2 separate regions of the Homo sapiens genome follow, and region 1 is linked to region 2. Evidence: chromatin loops called from intact Hi-C (ENCODE). Cell type or tissue: PC-3. All regions are shown on one strand.

Region 1 (8,000 bases), 790 kb after region 2:
TTGGTGTTATTTGCTTTTTTAAAAATTATTTTGAGAGACAGAGTCTTGCTCCGTTGCACTGGCATGATCACAGCTCATTGCAGCCTTGAACTCTTGGGCTCAAGGGCCTCCCACCTCAGCCTACTGAGTAGCTAGGACTACAGGCATATGCCACTATGGCCAGCTAATTTTTTTATTTTTTTATTTTTGTAGAGACAGGGTCTCACTATGTTGCTCAGGCTGGTCTCAAACTTCTGGCCTCAAGCAATCCTCCTGCCTTGGCCTCCACAAGTGCTGAGATTACAGGGGTGAGCCACCATGCCTAGCCTCAAGTTTGGCATTACTTGTTCTCACTTTATTGATGAGGAACCAATGGTTGAGAGCAGCTAAAGGACTGTCCAAGTCCTGCAAAAGACAGGATTTAAAGCTAGCTCTTAAAAATACAAGACCAATACTTTCTGTAACTATATCAAGTATGCCTCCCATTTAGTTCTGCTCTAATTCCTCCTTGTATTTTTGTCTTCTCTTCTCTAATGAGTTCAGGAACCAAAGGGTAGATTTGTTTATATGCTCTACAGTACCCAGAACATTTCTGGGAATGTAGAAGGTACTAATATAACAGATTTTTTTTTAGACAGTCTTGCTCTGTCACCCAGGCTGGAGTACATGGAGTACAGTGGCATGATCTCAGCTCACTGCAACCTCCACCTCCCAGGTTCAAGCGATTCTCCTGCCTCAGCCCCCCGAGTGGCTGGGACTACAGGCACATGCCACCACACCTGGCTAATTTTTGTTTTTTCGTAGAGATGGGGTTTCACCATGTTGGCCAGGCTGGTCTTGAACTCTTGACCTCAACTGATCTGCCCGCCTCGGCCTCCCAAAGTGCTGGGATTATAGGCATGAGCCACCGCGCCCGGCCTAATATAACAGATTCTATCTACCTCATTTGTCCTACCTTCTCCAAGTCCTGAAGGCAGCAGAGAGCAGCATATAAAGCAAGAAAAGAGGGGACAGATGTAGCATGCTCTTAACACACAGGAAAAAAAAATGGTAATAAAAACAAATTCTATCCTAAGACAAAAGTGGTAAAAATGTAAATTCTTACTTTGTTCCGTTCATTATTTCATATATAGAAATTATAAGAAATCCCAAGACTAGGGGAATGTGAATATAGGTAGAAAAAAACAAAAACATGAGAATTCTACGTTTAGCAGAGGGACCTTAAGAACCTGGATGTTTGAGGTTTCAGGAGTCTTTGACAGCTTTTGAGGAAGGGGCTGAAGGTCTTTGGTCTCTAGAGCAAGGGGTGGCATAGTAAAGGTCCATATAGTAAACATTTTAGGTTTTGTGAACCATACAGTCTATCACAACTATTCAACTCTATTACTGTATCCCAAAATAAGCCATAAACAATGCATTCAAAAAATGGGCATTGCTGTGTCCCAGTAAAACTTTATTTATAAAAACAGGTTGTTTTTATAAATAAAGTTTGCCAACCCTAGATCTACTTGGCCCAACCACTGTTAAAAGCTTATCATATTTGTCAAATTTACTTTTTACTTCCAGTCCTATTTTCTGCCCAACTCAACCAGAGGAAGTTATCACCCCATAGAAGGCATTTGTGGTCATCACTGTGACTTGGAGGAACTAGTGGCAGAGGGTCAGGGATGTTAACATTCTTCAAGGCAAAGAGCAAGCCTGCACAATAAAGAGCTGTCTTGCTGAAAATACCACTAGCACTACTGCTGAGAACAGGATGGCTTATCCCGTCCCCAACCCCACAAAGCTGCTTATGTTCCTAAGCTTAAGTTGTCCCAAGTACGAAATAAACTAAGAGGTTCAAGGTGACAATGACCATCACTAGTTTTTTCTTTTTATTAGGCAGGTATGCATGTGTGCATATACATACAAACAGACATACACACACACACGTGTAAACACAGGCTTACAGATTTGAGAAAAAAGAAAAATGTCCTCTCTTCTCAACTGCACTGTCTTTTATTTTGAAAGCATAACCATTGCTGCCAGCAGAGGCATCCCTCAATGAAATGTGCTTTGTTGCCAACGAGGCCTATAAAGGTTTAAAGGAACAAGTGAGCTGTTTTCCATGCTAAACAAAGCAAGAAATGGTGGGTATTTACTTCACTATCATCAACTTATTCAATTCTTCCCCCTTCTCATTTCTCTTTGGTTTACTTCTGTTGGCCTGCAAACAAAGGGTGGCACCACTTAGTTCCTCCATTTTTAGATCACAGGAAACTTGGCACTGAACAAATCAATAGTCTCTCATAATTTCTGCAGCATATCTCTTAATTCAACTTCAGTTTGGAACAGACTGAACAGACACAGCCCTACTGCAGCTGTTGGATAGGAAGCATTAAAAGATAAAAACTTGGTTTAAAGTCACTGTGGTTAATAAATGACCAAAGTCTGATTCCGCCAGTTTAAGGACAATCTTAACAGTATGCAACTGAAGTAGCACAAGGAAGGAAGCAAAGGGAATAGTTCCATGGACTACAACAGGGCAGGATGAGATAATGCCCTATACTGAGGTAAAGAACAGCTGGTGATCAAGCTAAATAAGTTAGATAGCACACTCATTTACCAAATAGAAATGTCAATGTGTTTAGCTACTTTACTCCCAATTAGACTTCTAATTTACTGTGGCTTTAAATTTAATGAGCTATATAGTTAACAGCTTATTCACTTTATAAATATTTACTGGGCACCTACCCTGGGACAGGTAGAATTCTAGTAATAAGTACTAAGGATGCAGCACCCAACAAGATATAAAAGGTCCCTACTATTCTTCCAGATCTTACTTTCTAAAGTGTATGCATGTTAGAAGGGGACAGGGAAAGAAAGATAACAAACAGTTAAAATATAAGTGCCGTGATAAAAGACAAATGGAGGAATGTGATAGGGAGTGACCAAGTGGCTATTCGGAATGGGCGGTCAAGAAAGGTCTTCCTAGGAACGCATTCAAGCTGAGACCTGAGTGACAAAACGTGGTCAGACAACTGAAAATCTGGAGAAGGTCCATTCCAGGCAAAGGGAAGAACCTGGGGCAGGACCAAACCATGTTTTGTGGAAAGGAAATAAAACCAGAGGAAAGGAAGTCAGAGGTCAGGGAGGTGGGCCGAAGCCATGATCACAGAGAATACAATAAGCCATAGTTATGCATGTGGATTTAATTGTATGTGTGATGAAGAATCCACAGAGTTTTTATACAACAGTGAGACATGAATTATTGATTTACATTTTTAAAAGATCAGTCAGACCCAGAAGAATAGACAGTAAGGGTACAAAAATGTACACAGGAAGGCTAGATATGAGACAACCAAAGTAATTTAGGTATGAGATAACCCTAGATAAGGATAGAAGTGAAAACAGAAAGAGGAAAAAAGATTTACAACACACTGAAAATGTACAGTTGGCTCAACTTGGACTTGGTATGAGTGAAAAAAAGAAAGAAATCCAGGATAATTTGGGTTACCTGGAAAACAGAGCCTGAGGCCAAAGCTTACTGGCTAAATCTTTATTGAGTGGATAGGATCCCACGCAATCAAGAGTGAGGGAAAAACAGAAGTAAGCCATGAAGAAAGAAGAATAAATACAAGGTCTATGTTAAGCTGGCAACAGCTCCACAAACACAGATGATTGTTGATCTGGAGAGCAAAAGGAAAGGAGCAAGCAAAGATTAAAAAGGAGAGGACATGGAGACAAGGACAAGCATGATAGCATGGTGGTGTGGAAGATGAGAGAGCAGTGTATTTAGGAAGACTGTGGTCACCTGTGCTGAATGATGAGAAGCACAATAAATGACAACAGAGAAGTGATGACTGGATTTGACAACATGGAGGTCACTGATAACCTTTACAAAAGCAGTTTCAGTGGATTCATGGGGACAGAAATATGACTGGATGGTTCATCAAGAAATGGAGTTTGTAGTGCAGTGGGAGCAGAGAAATGGCAGAGCATTTGGAGAGAAGCTTTTTAAATGGATGTTATCAGGGTATGTTTGCATGCCAGCAAGAAGGACCGAGAGAAAAGAAGAAACAGATTATATAAAAATGAGAGGACAATTTCAGAACAACGTTCCTGAGAAGGCACAAGGGGATGGGGTCTAGAGTACAAGTGGAGTGGTGGGCCTTTGATAATTACAATGGAATGATGACAGATCATATAGGCACAAATACAGTAAGGTTGGAAGATGTGCTGGTGAGAAAATAAAGTCATTCTACACTGACTGTATCTATGTTTTTCCACAGAGCATGAGGCAAAACCACTGTCATTAAATATACTGATGTGAGTAATCTGCAGAATGTGGGTCACACAGCAAGATCACCCTCAAATTTACATTAGTAGGTATACTTTCCTAGACAAGAACAAAATGCATGGTAAATTCTAATTTATATTCCTGCTTCATACACATACAACTGATTCTAACAGAAAAATCAGACCAGTTAGCTAGACAGTCAAATATCACCATCTAGTGGCTGAAACTTTAAAAGCCAAGATGTCAAAGTTGGGACTAACACCGTGACTCTTGAGAAGGTATAACCTAGTTTGTAATAATTCTAGAAAAAGCCACTTGAACAAAATAATTTACAAAAATATATATTACTACTACAGGAAATATACCAAGAACATATAAAATCCTAAAATATTATATCTAAAGTACATTCACTTGGTGCTTATTAGGTGCTAGGTAGCATGCTTTTACATGGACTTTGCTCTTTAATCCTCCAAAATTCTATAAGATATGTATCACCATTTGACCTATGAGGTAGAAATTGACAAAAAATAACTACCCAAAGTTTATGCAGATAGAAATGATAAAGTTGGGATTTGAATGGAGGTAATCTGACTTCAAAATCTACACTCTTAACCACTATACTCACTATACCATCTCTATTAAGCACCAAAATTTCTTGGGGGTTGGGTAGAAGAGTAAACCAGATTTTTGTTAAAAAGAATCATGAATACTCTAAGGTAAGACTTCTGAATTTAAAAGCCACTCAAGGTTGAGCATGGTGGCTCAGGCCTGTAATCCCAGCACTTTGGGAGGCCAAGGCAGGAAGATCGCCTGAGCCCAGGAGTTCAAGATCAGCCTGGGCAACATGGCAAAACCCCATCTCTACTAAAAATACAAAAAATCAGCCAGGCATGGTGGCGCACACCTGTAGCCCCAGCTCCTCAGGAGGCTGAGGGACAAGAATCACTTGAACCTGGAAAGTGGAGATTGCAATGAGACAAGATCGTGCTACTGCACTCCAGCCGCCTGGGCAACAGAGTGAGGCTCCACCTCAAAAAAAAAAAAAAGACTGGGGACTTCTGCTACTATCCTACAGGTGATGCACAAGAGTTACTAAAGAAGGCTGACAGAGTGATAAAATAACCAAGACCCGAAAATACATAATATCCAGATTCAAAATTTTACTGAAATCTAAATTATCTGTCAATTAACTTGCAATATAACAGCAAATTCAGAACACAAAGACATCATGAACACATATAAAGATATATGAAACGAATATAGAATTATTTTACATTTGACAAGCACTCAAAACTTTGTTTTTTTAATCAAATTTACTGGTGTGTGATTTATATATCAAAAAACGTACCCACTTGAAGCATACTTTCTGATGAGTTTTGAGAAATGTATATACTCATGTAAATACAACCACAACCATCACAATAAAGAACATTTTTGTCAATCCAAAAAGTTTTCTGTGCCCCTTTCTCGGGAAATCTACCCCAACTGCTGACCCCAGACAACTACTGATTTTTTCTGTCACTATGGATTAATTTGTCTTTAGACAGATTTATAAAATTGGAATCAGACGGTATGTACTCTTCCTGACTTCTTTCCCTTAGCATGTTTCTGAGATGTCAATCATTTCTTTTTACTGCTCAAGAGAATACTATTGTATGGATATACCACAATTTATTCATTCATTCACCTGCTGATGAACATTTAGGTTGTCCCAGTTCATGGACACTATTAATAAAGCTGCTAGAGACATTGTTGGAACAGTCTTTGTGTGGATATAATGTTTTCATTTCTTCTGAATTAGTATCTAGGAATAAAACTGTGAGATTGTACAATAAAGTATATATTTAACTTTATGTGAAACAGGCCAGGCACAGTGGCTCATGCCTGTAATCCCAGCACTTTGGGAGGCCAAGGCAGGCAGATAACCTGAGGTCAGGAGTTTGAGATCAGGCTGGCCAAGACGGTGAAACCCTGTCTCTACTAAAAATTCAAAAATTAGCCAGGCATAGAGTGGTGCGCGCCTGTAATCCCAGCTAGTCGGGAGTGCTGAGGCAGGAGAATTGCTTGAACCCGGGAGGTGGAGGTTGCAGTGAGCTGAGATCATGCCACTGCAGTCCAGCCTGGGCAACAGAGCAAGACTCCATCTCAAAAATAAAATAAAATAAAATATAAAATAAAATACAATACAATACAATACAATACAATACAATACAATACAATACAATACAATACAATACAATAAAATACAATAAAATAAAATACAATAAAATACAATAAAATAAAATAAAATAAAATAAAATATAAAATAAAATAAAATAAAATAAAATAAAATAAAATAAAAAAGTGAAACAACCAGACAGTTTGCCAAAGAGGTAAAGCTATTTTACATTTTCATGAGCAATGTATAAAAGTTTAACTTGCTCCATATCTTTGCCAACACTTGATACTGTCAATCTTTTCAATGTTAGCATTCTAGTAACTAGGTAATAGTATCTCATTGTGGTTTTAATTTGAAATTTCTTGATGACTAATAGTGTTGAGCAGCTTTTTTTATGCTTCTTGGTCATTCATATATTTTCTTTTGTGAAGCATCTGCTCCAACTTTTTACCCATTCTTTACATGAATAGCTTGTCTTCTTCCTACTGAGTTGTAAGAGTTCTTCTATACTCTGGAAACAAGTCCTACGTCAGATATATGGACTGGAAATATTTTCTCCCAGCCTGTGGCCTGACTTTTCATGTTCTCAATTAAGCCTTTTAAAAACCAGAAGTTTTCATTTGTATCAACTGACCACATACATGTGGGTCATTTCTGTATCATATATTATTTTCATTGATCCATGTATGTCTATCTTTACACTAGTACTATAAAGGTATAACATTCAAAAACACAGTTAAGGACTTAAATTAAGTAATATAAGTTCCCTAAGTATGTTTTATTTCATAAAATTCTTTTGGCTAGTCTAGATTCTTTGCATTTCCACATAAACTTTAGAATAAGCTTGTCAATTATCTCAAACGCAAGCTTGCTGGGATTTCGATTGGAATTGCACTGAGTTTACAGATCAATTTCGGGAGAACTGATGTATTAACAAAATACTATCTTCCAATCTATGAGCATTGATATGGTTTGGATCTGTATCCCCACCCAAATCTCATGTCAAATTGTAATCCCCAGTGTTAAAGGTGGGGTCTGGTGGGAGGTGATTGGATCATGGGGGCAGGTTTCCCTCTTGGTACTGTTCTCGTGATAGTGAGTTCTTGCAAGATCTGGTTGCATAAAAGTGTGTAGCACTCCCACTCCCCACACTCTCTCTTCCTCCTGCTCCAGCCATGTGAAGTGCTGGCTCCTACCTTTGCCTTCTGCTATGATTATAGCTTTCCTGAGGGCTCCCCAGAAGCTGAGCAGATGCCAACATTATGCTTCCTATGCAGCCCACAGAACCGTGAGCCAATTAAACCTGTTTTTTTCATAAATTATCCAGTCTCAGGTAGTTGTTTATAGCAGTGTGAGGACAAACTAATACAAGTATAGTGTATATTTATTGATTTATTTAGGTCTTTTAACATTTCAGCAGCATTTTGTAGTTTTCATATAGTTTTTATACATGTTTTGCTGAATTTTTTTCCTAACAATTTTAGATTTGGGAATAATACTACAAATGGTGCTTTTTTTTAAAAATAAAGTATTCAGCTTCTAATTGTTTTATTTTACATCCATTATTGGCTTATAAGCCTTTTA
Region 2 (8,000 bases):
TGATGACAAAAACAAACAAACAACCATACAAAAAAGTTTAAATTGTATTGAATTTAAATGAAATTCTATCCAATAATTTAAACACTGTGTTTAGGTAGTATTCAATCTTTGATAGTGATTGTCAATTTATTTTGTCTCTGAGCCTCTGTTCTTTAAACATGGCATCTATTAGGCATAGTCATCTAGATAACTCACATGCAATCCATGTTCAACACAGCCACAGTCATGTGCATACTCATCATATTCTTCTTCATCCACCGCCCTGTTGTTTCCCTATGTTCCTGATCTCTGTCAATGGTTACTGGAATCAAAAATCTGGGGAGTTTTCTCTATTGTTTTATAGAACCAAACAATTAAGCAAATTCTGCTGTTTTTATGTTCTGAAAATTCCTATTCATGTCCTCCTTCTCCTCTTTGCCTTCTATTTGTGCCTAGATCCCAACTTAAGAATCATTACTTGGCTATTAAAAGAGCCTGCTTCTAGCCCTGCTGCCTTCAAATACAGCCTCCGTGCTCTGGCTGGGTTGCTTTAATTGTGCTGTACTACTAGCTTGCTTAAGGCCCTTACTAGCAATGGAATAAATCTCAAGATTCTTAGCTTGGCATAGAACATGACATAAATACCACCATTTCAGTTATATTTGCCACTACACTATTCCCTATTTCATAATCTATGTTTTCATAATATGGAAATGCCTGCAATGCCCCCCACCCTCCGTGCCTCTTGAAATCTTCTTGCCTTTGGTTGTGGTGTTTCCTCTTTCTGGAGTGCCTTTTCTACCTTTATTTACCTGGCTAACACTCACTCACTGTCACTCTCAAGTCTTAATACTAGTTAGTTAACATTATTTAATGGAATGATGGTTTTATTGTAGTTTGTGGATAATTTCCCCTAAAATATATCCAGGTTTTTCATGACTGGAATTGTGTCTGAGTAGAAAACTGCATTCATTAATTTCAAGTGAACTTCCCTCTTTAAAATTCTAAACTATGTCATTTCCCTTGCTTGTCATACCCACCCCAATCCTCTCAAACTCAGCTTCTCCTTTCTTTTAAAACTCTATTTAAGGTTTTGTCAACTTATTTTTAAAAATAATTCAAAGAAAACCTTTCTGTTGGTTATCTAGATTCTGATAATTTATGTATTAGGTGCCAAATTTAGATAAGAATCTTCATAAACATAGGTCCACAGCCGGACACCGTGACTCACACCTGTAATCCCAGCACTCTGGGAGACCAAGGCACTTGGATCACGAGGTCAAGAGATAGAGACCATCCTGGCCAACATGGTGAAACCCTGTCTCTACTAAAAATACAAAAATTAACTGGACATGGTGGCGCGTGCCTGTAGTCCCAGCTACTCAGGAGGCTGAGGCAGGAGAATCACTTGAACCCAGAGGCGGAAGTTGCAGTGAGCCAAGATCGTGCCACTGCACTCCAGCCTGGCGACAGAATGAGACTCCGTCTCAAAAAACAAACAAACAAATAAACATAGATACATTTCCTTCATGAAACTTCCTTGAGAGAGATTGGCTGATTCCTGTCACTGCCAATTTCATAATATTTTCAGCTTTTCCTCCAAAACATTTTTATAAACAAGTAAAATTGGCTGGATGTACAGACTCATAGACTTTAAGGCCTATACTACATTTAACTAACCTAACCTCTTATTTTTACAGAGAAAGAAATGAGGCCCTAATATTTAGTAAAGGACATGTTACTAATGAGTTGCTAATATGTTTCTGCTGCTCATGTGTAGGTGTGTGTAAACACACACACACAGACACACACACTACATGGTATGTGAATCTCTCTCTCCTATTCCAGGTCTTAAAAGAATGACAATCACTCCTTCTCCTTGTTTATTCCTTTCTCTAAAAAGAAAAAAATATTCATCACTGTCTGATTTTGCTTTTGCACTACAGGCAAAGGTAAATGTTGACTGCCTGGCTGACTCCTCCCACCATGACTTGCCTTAAGTAGTGCTAAGACATCTCCCTGCCCATGGCCTTGTTTCTACTGGCATGAGTCTCTTTCATTCACGTCACTGGCAGCCATATCCAGGGACTTGTGGTCAGAATGGAGTCTAGTGTGCTGTTTTTCTGGATATTACTCTGTCTTTTTCCCCCTCCAGTGTGTGACTGGAAGTCTCTTTAACAGTTAAAATAGTGGCCATATATGCACACTGGAGAGAGAGTATTCAATAAGATCTGTAATTTGTAGACCACTGTGAGAGATTAGTCCCTGTTCCCTCATGTTCTAGCTTCAATATACGCTTTAGGATCAATGCTAACTTCTGCAGTTACTTTATAGTAATTGTGATTACAATAAAAGTGAACACTTACCTCAAAAGGGTAGGGCCAGAATGAATTCTTCTTCTTTGTGGTCTTTGATGAAAAGTGTCTAAGTCACATATAATTTGTACCTCATCTTTTTAATAAGTAAAGGAAAGGCATTCTTATTAACTCTCCCCGTAGGAAATCAGAAAGGCATTCAGAGAGAATGGATTTCAGGCACAGGCATCAAGTTTGCCAGTGCTTCCACCTGAGCCCCACAGTTTGAGCTACCTGGTGCTCACCTATGAACTCAACACTGGTCCAATGCCCTGGACTAATTCCAACTGAGGCAAGAGGTGTTGAGGTAGCTCTTCTTCATGCGAGGACAGGACTTACTTAACTCTAACTCAGTTTCTCAATCTGGTTTCCTGGTTGCTTGCTTCCTCTCCATGTAAGAAATGAGTCAACATAATGTATGTGGAGTCCTAAAATGGTTTCTTCCCCCAATGGAGGTATTTTTCAACTGTGCATTTGAATTAAACTATTATAAGTATTTAATATAAGTAGAATAACATAATTTAAACATTTTACATATCTCTATGAGAAGTGGTTATTTAAAGGAAACACATAATTATAGTTTTTGTTATTCAAATAAATAATTCCCATTTTAACTGTTTTGAAAGTTGTATTTCCACATAACCAGCTTTTCTGTTGTGCTGTTTCTATGTGTTAGCCATAGCCAACCAAAGTCATGTGTAAACTGAATTATGCATTACAAATAAAAGAGCTGTAATCCTCTGAATACCCTAATTTGATGTAGAAAAAAAGTTTAATGCCCATTCTACAATGAATGCATATTTGAGAGTACTAAGAATATTTATAGATTTTTTTACTTCATTGTCCATAGACACTTCTTGACTCTGGTTTTTAGTAACCAGCAGAGGGCGCAACATACACAAGTTAGGGTCTTTAAATCCTTAATGGCTGATCTCTTCTGTCATTTGTATCCACAGGCACCTGCACCCTCCTCCACCATCAAAGTACACCCAGCCCAAGTCAAGTGAAAAGAAAGAAATATGTGCTTACTTATTTGTTCCTATCACAGCTGAAGTTAACCTTTAGCTGGAGACTAAATTAACACCAATGCTCCAAGTTTAGATAATTGTTCTGAAATAAATAGAGCCTTAAGCTAGAACTTCTTACATAGTCAAGGGAGATAGGTGGATTCTTTTGTACTTCATTTTAACTATCAATGGTGTTTTAAGAACCAAATAACATTTTTCTTAAATCATTTTTTTTCCTATCATAAGTAAATTCTCAGCCGGGTGCTGTGGCTCATGCCTGTAATCCCAGTACTTTGGGAGGCTGAGGCGGGCACATCACCTGAGGTCAGGAGTTCAAGACTAGCCTGGCCAACATAGTGAAACCCTATCTCTACCAAAAATACAAAAATTAGCCATGTGTGGTGGTGGGCGCCTGTAATCCCAGCTACGGGAAGCTGAGGCAGGAGAATCACTTGAACCCAGGAGGTGGAGGTTGTAGTGAGCTGAGATCGCGCCACTGCACTCCAGCCTGGGCAACAGAGCCAGACTCCATCTCAAAAGAAAAAAAAAGGAAATAAAATTGATGCCTCTGTTTCCACTTTACCATTTAAAACTCCTACCTCTAAAATAAATAAATAAATAAATAAATAAATAAATATTCACATATATAAAGTAAAATTTAATCCAAGATTCTATTGCTTCTAGGAAAATTTAGAAGACTTTTTATAGATTCCTTATGCTCTCTTCTTTCAATAGTAGTCTTATTTTGTAACTTTCTTATATTTTTGCGTGTTTATTTGAGTCAACAAACCACTAAGGCAAATTCACAGGTATATTTCATGTGAGAAAGATTTATTATCATAGACCTAATGCCTTACAGAAAAATTTCTGGCTGAAAAATTGTATAATATTGGAGAAAAACACGAAAGGAATAACATATATAGACCTGATACAGGTTACCAAGTAAAATCTTCCTAAAAATGTAGGTGACTCGTTCCCTATCTCATTTTACAGATATCTCATTTTACAGATAAGGAATCTGAGGCAAAAAAAAAAGAAAATAATTAAGTAAGTTTACTAACGTCACGTATCAGGCAATGTGGTCCAATTTTCATGCTCTTGACTTAGCCTTTACAGTATTCTGTCTCTGAAATACATATTCTATGCTCACCTAGTACACATACACACACACACACATACACACAGAGACACTCCATACATATGCATATAAATGGAACAAGGTTTTATAAAAGAATATTTATTTTTATGTCTGATAAAGTAAAAGCATAAATATCAAATATTTTATTACTACATATAGATATGGAAAAAGATCATAAAATGAACAACACAAATGCAGACAAACAGAAAATACTAGGTAAGGCCCACAAAACTAGTTTTACCACTCACTAATTGGTAGCAATATACAGTTTGAAAAGTATCATTGAATTTGACCTTATTGGCTCTCAACTTTACTTTTTTTCTGCTGTCACTGTCATTGTTGTTTTCACATAAATTATTATTGATTCTTAAATAAACTATCAACTGTGAGCCTACCTCTTCATTTTTCCATACCTCCCAAAATGCACACTTTCATTATGTGATTCCCTGCTGTAGAATCCTTCACTCTTTGGGCCAAGATGGCCAACTAGAAACAGCTCTGGTCAAAGGCGCCCATCAAGAAGAATAAAAACAGCAAGTGAATCCTGCACCAGTAACTAAGATATCCAGGTTCCGTCAATGAGACTGATAGGCAGTTGGCGCAACCACAGAGAGCAAGGAAAGCTAGGCAGTGTGATGGCCCACCCAGGAGCCACACAGGGCAAGAGAAGCTCCCACCCCCAGCCAAGGGAGGCACCTACACTAGTGACACCTCCAGGTACAGGAGGGACCCAGGAGAATAGGATCTGGAGTGGACCCCCAGCAAACTGCAGCAGCCCTATGAAAGAAAGGCCTGACTGTTAAAAGAAAAACAAACAGAAAGCAACAAAAACAACATCAACACAAAAGACCCCACAAAAACCCCGTCCAAAGATCAGCAGCCTCAAAGATCGAAGCTAGACAAACTCATGAAGATGAGAAAGAATCAATGAAAGAAATGCTGAAAATGCAAAAAAATGCCAGAGTTCCTCTTCTCCTCTAAATGATCGCAATACCTCTCCAGCAAGGATACAGGACTGGGCAAAGGCTGAAATGGATAAACTGACAGATGTAGGCTTCAGAAGATGGATAGTAATAAACTTTGCTGAGCTAAAGGAACATGTACTAACCCAATGCAAAGAAGTAAAGAAACATGATAAAACATTACAGAAGTGTTAACCAGAATAACCAGTTTAGAGAGGAATATAAATGATCTGATGGAACTGAAAAACACAACATGAGAACTTCACAATGCAACCACAAATATCAATAACCGAATAGACCAAGTGGAGGAAAGAATTTCAGAGCTTGAAGGCTATCTTGCTGAAATAAGACAGGCATACAAGATTAGAGAAAAAAAGAATAAAAAGGAACAAACAAAACTTCCAAGAACTATGGGATTATTTAAAAAGACCAAACCTATGACTGATTGGGGTACCTGAAAGGGATGGGGAGCACGGAACCAAGTTGGAAAATGTACTTCAGGATATCATCGAGGAGAACTACTCCAACCTAGCAAGACAGGCCCACATTCAAATTCAGGAAATCCAGAGAATCCCAGTAAGATACTCCATGAGAAGATCAACTGCAAGACACATAATTATCAAATTCTCCAAGGTCAAAATGAAGAAAAAAACATTAAGGGTAGCCAGAAAGAAAGGCAAAGAAAGGCCAGGTCACCTACAAAGGGAAGCCCATTAGACTAACAGCAGCCCTCTCAGCAGAAACCCTACAATCCAGAAGAGACTGGGGGCCAATATTCATTATTATTAAAGAAAAGAATTTCCAACTCAGAATTTCATATTCAGTCAAACTGAGCTTCATAAGTGAAGGAGAAATAAAATCCTTCTTAGGCAAGCAAATGCTGAGGGAATTCGTGACCACTAGGCCTGCCTTGCAAGAGCTCCTGAAGGAAGCACTAAATATGGAAAGGAAAAACCATCCACTGGTGTGCTGTATTCAAGAGACCCATCTCATGTGCAAAGACACACATAGACTCAAAATAAAGTGTTGGAGGAAAATTACCAAGCAAATGGAAAGCAGAAAAAAGCAAGGGCTGCAATTCTAGTCTCTGGCAAAACAGACTTTAAACTAACAAAGATCAAAAAAGACAAAGAAGGGCATTAAAAAATTGTGAAGGGTTCAATTTAACTGGAAGCACTAACTATCCTAAATATATATGCATTTAGTACAGGAGCACCCAGATTCATAAAACAAGTTCTTAGAGATGTTAAAAGAGACTTAGACCCCCACACAATAGTAGTGGGAGATGTTACCACCCACTGTCAATATTAGAAAGATCATGGAGACAGAAAATTAACAAAGATATTCAGGATTGAACTCAGCTCTGGATCAAGTGGACCTGATAGGTAACTACAGAACTCTTTACCCAAAAACAACAGAATATACATTCTTCTTGGTGCCACATGACACTTACTCTAAAATTGATCACATAACTCAAGGTAAATCACTCCTCAGCAAATGCAAAAGAAACAGTCTCTCGGAGCACAGTGCAATCAAATTTGAACTCAAGATTAAGAAACTCACTCAAATCCACACAACTACATGGAAATTGAACAACTTGCAGCTGAATGACTCCTGGGTAAATAATGAAATTAAGGCAGAAATCAAGAAGTTCTTTGAAACCAATGAGAACAAAGATACAATGTACCAGAATGTCTTGGATGGAACTAAAGCAGCCTTAAGAGGGAAATTTACAGCACTCAATGTTCATATTGAAAAGCTATAAAGGTCTCAAATTGACACCCTAACATCACAACTAAAAGAACTAGAGAACCAAGAGCAAACAAACCCTAAAGCTAGCAGAAGACGAGAATTAAGTAAGGTCAGAGTGAAACTGAAGGAGATAGAGACATGAAAGACCCTTCAAAAAATCAAGGAATCCAGGAGCTGGTTTTTTGAAAAAAAAATTTACTAAAATAGATAGACTGCTACCTACACAATAAAAAAGAAAACAGAATAATCAAATAGATACAATAAAAATGATAAAGGGGATATTACCACTGACCTCACAGAAACACAAGTGATCATTAGAGAATATTGTAAACACCTCTATAAAAATAAACTAGAAAGTCTAGCATAAATGGATAAATTCCCTGATGTATATATCCTCCCAAGACTGAACCAGGAAGAAGTTGAATCCCTGAAAAGACCAGTAAGAAGTTCTGAAGATGAGGCAGTAATAAATAACCTACCAACCAAATAAAGTCCAGGGCCAGATGGATTTGCAGCTGAATTCTACCAGAGGTACAAAGAAGAGCTGGTATCATTTCTTTTGAAACTATTCCAAATAATTGTAAAGGAAAGACTCCTCTCTAACTCATTTTATGAGGCCAGCAACATCCTGATACCAAAACCTGGCAGAGATACAAGAAAAAAAGGAAATTTTAGGCCAATATCCTTGATGAACATCAATGCAAAAATTCTCAAAAAAAAAAAATACTGGCAAACTGAATCCAGCAGCATATCAAAAAGCTTGTCCACCACAATCAAGTTCGCTTCATCCCCAGGATGCAAGGTTGGT

Evidence for each region. Hi-C counts contacts between places; a loop is a spot of excess contacts. Peaks named below come from ENCODE experiments on the same cell type or tissue, not always from the same donor. Only the 100,000 strongest peaks of a DNase experiment are listed, where the experiment ranks them.
Region 1: a loop joins it to region 2, with 9 times the contacts of the local background. A loop is called at or near these places in 56 of 110 quality-filtered maps.

Annotation. Positions count from the first base shown.
Region 1 is chr5:40,732,010-40,740,009 of GRCh38, forward strand. The region is part of intron 2 of TTC33 (tetratricopeptide repeat domain 33); the gene reads right to left. It also overlaps a transcript of PTGER4 not described here. Among named protein-coding and RNA genes, the nearest start is that of TTC33, 20 kb to the right of the region's middle. In PC-3, a CTCF peak has its summit at 4,466 (motif pointing left); DNase peaks (open chromatin) are centred at 3,182 and 4,482; H3K27ac peaks cover 959 bases.
Region 2 is chr5:39,945,852-39,953,851 of GRCh38, forward strand. No RefSeq gene overlaps it. Among named protein-coding and RNA genes, the nearest start is that of LINC00603, 100 kb to the right of the region's middle. In PC-3, a CTCF peak has its summit at 3,218 (motif pointing right); a DNase peak (open chromatin) is centred at 3,230.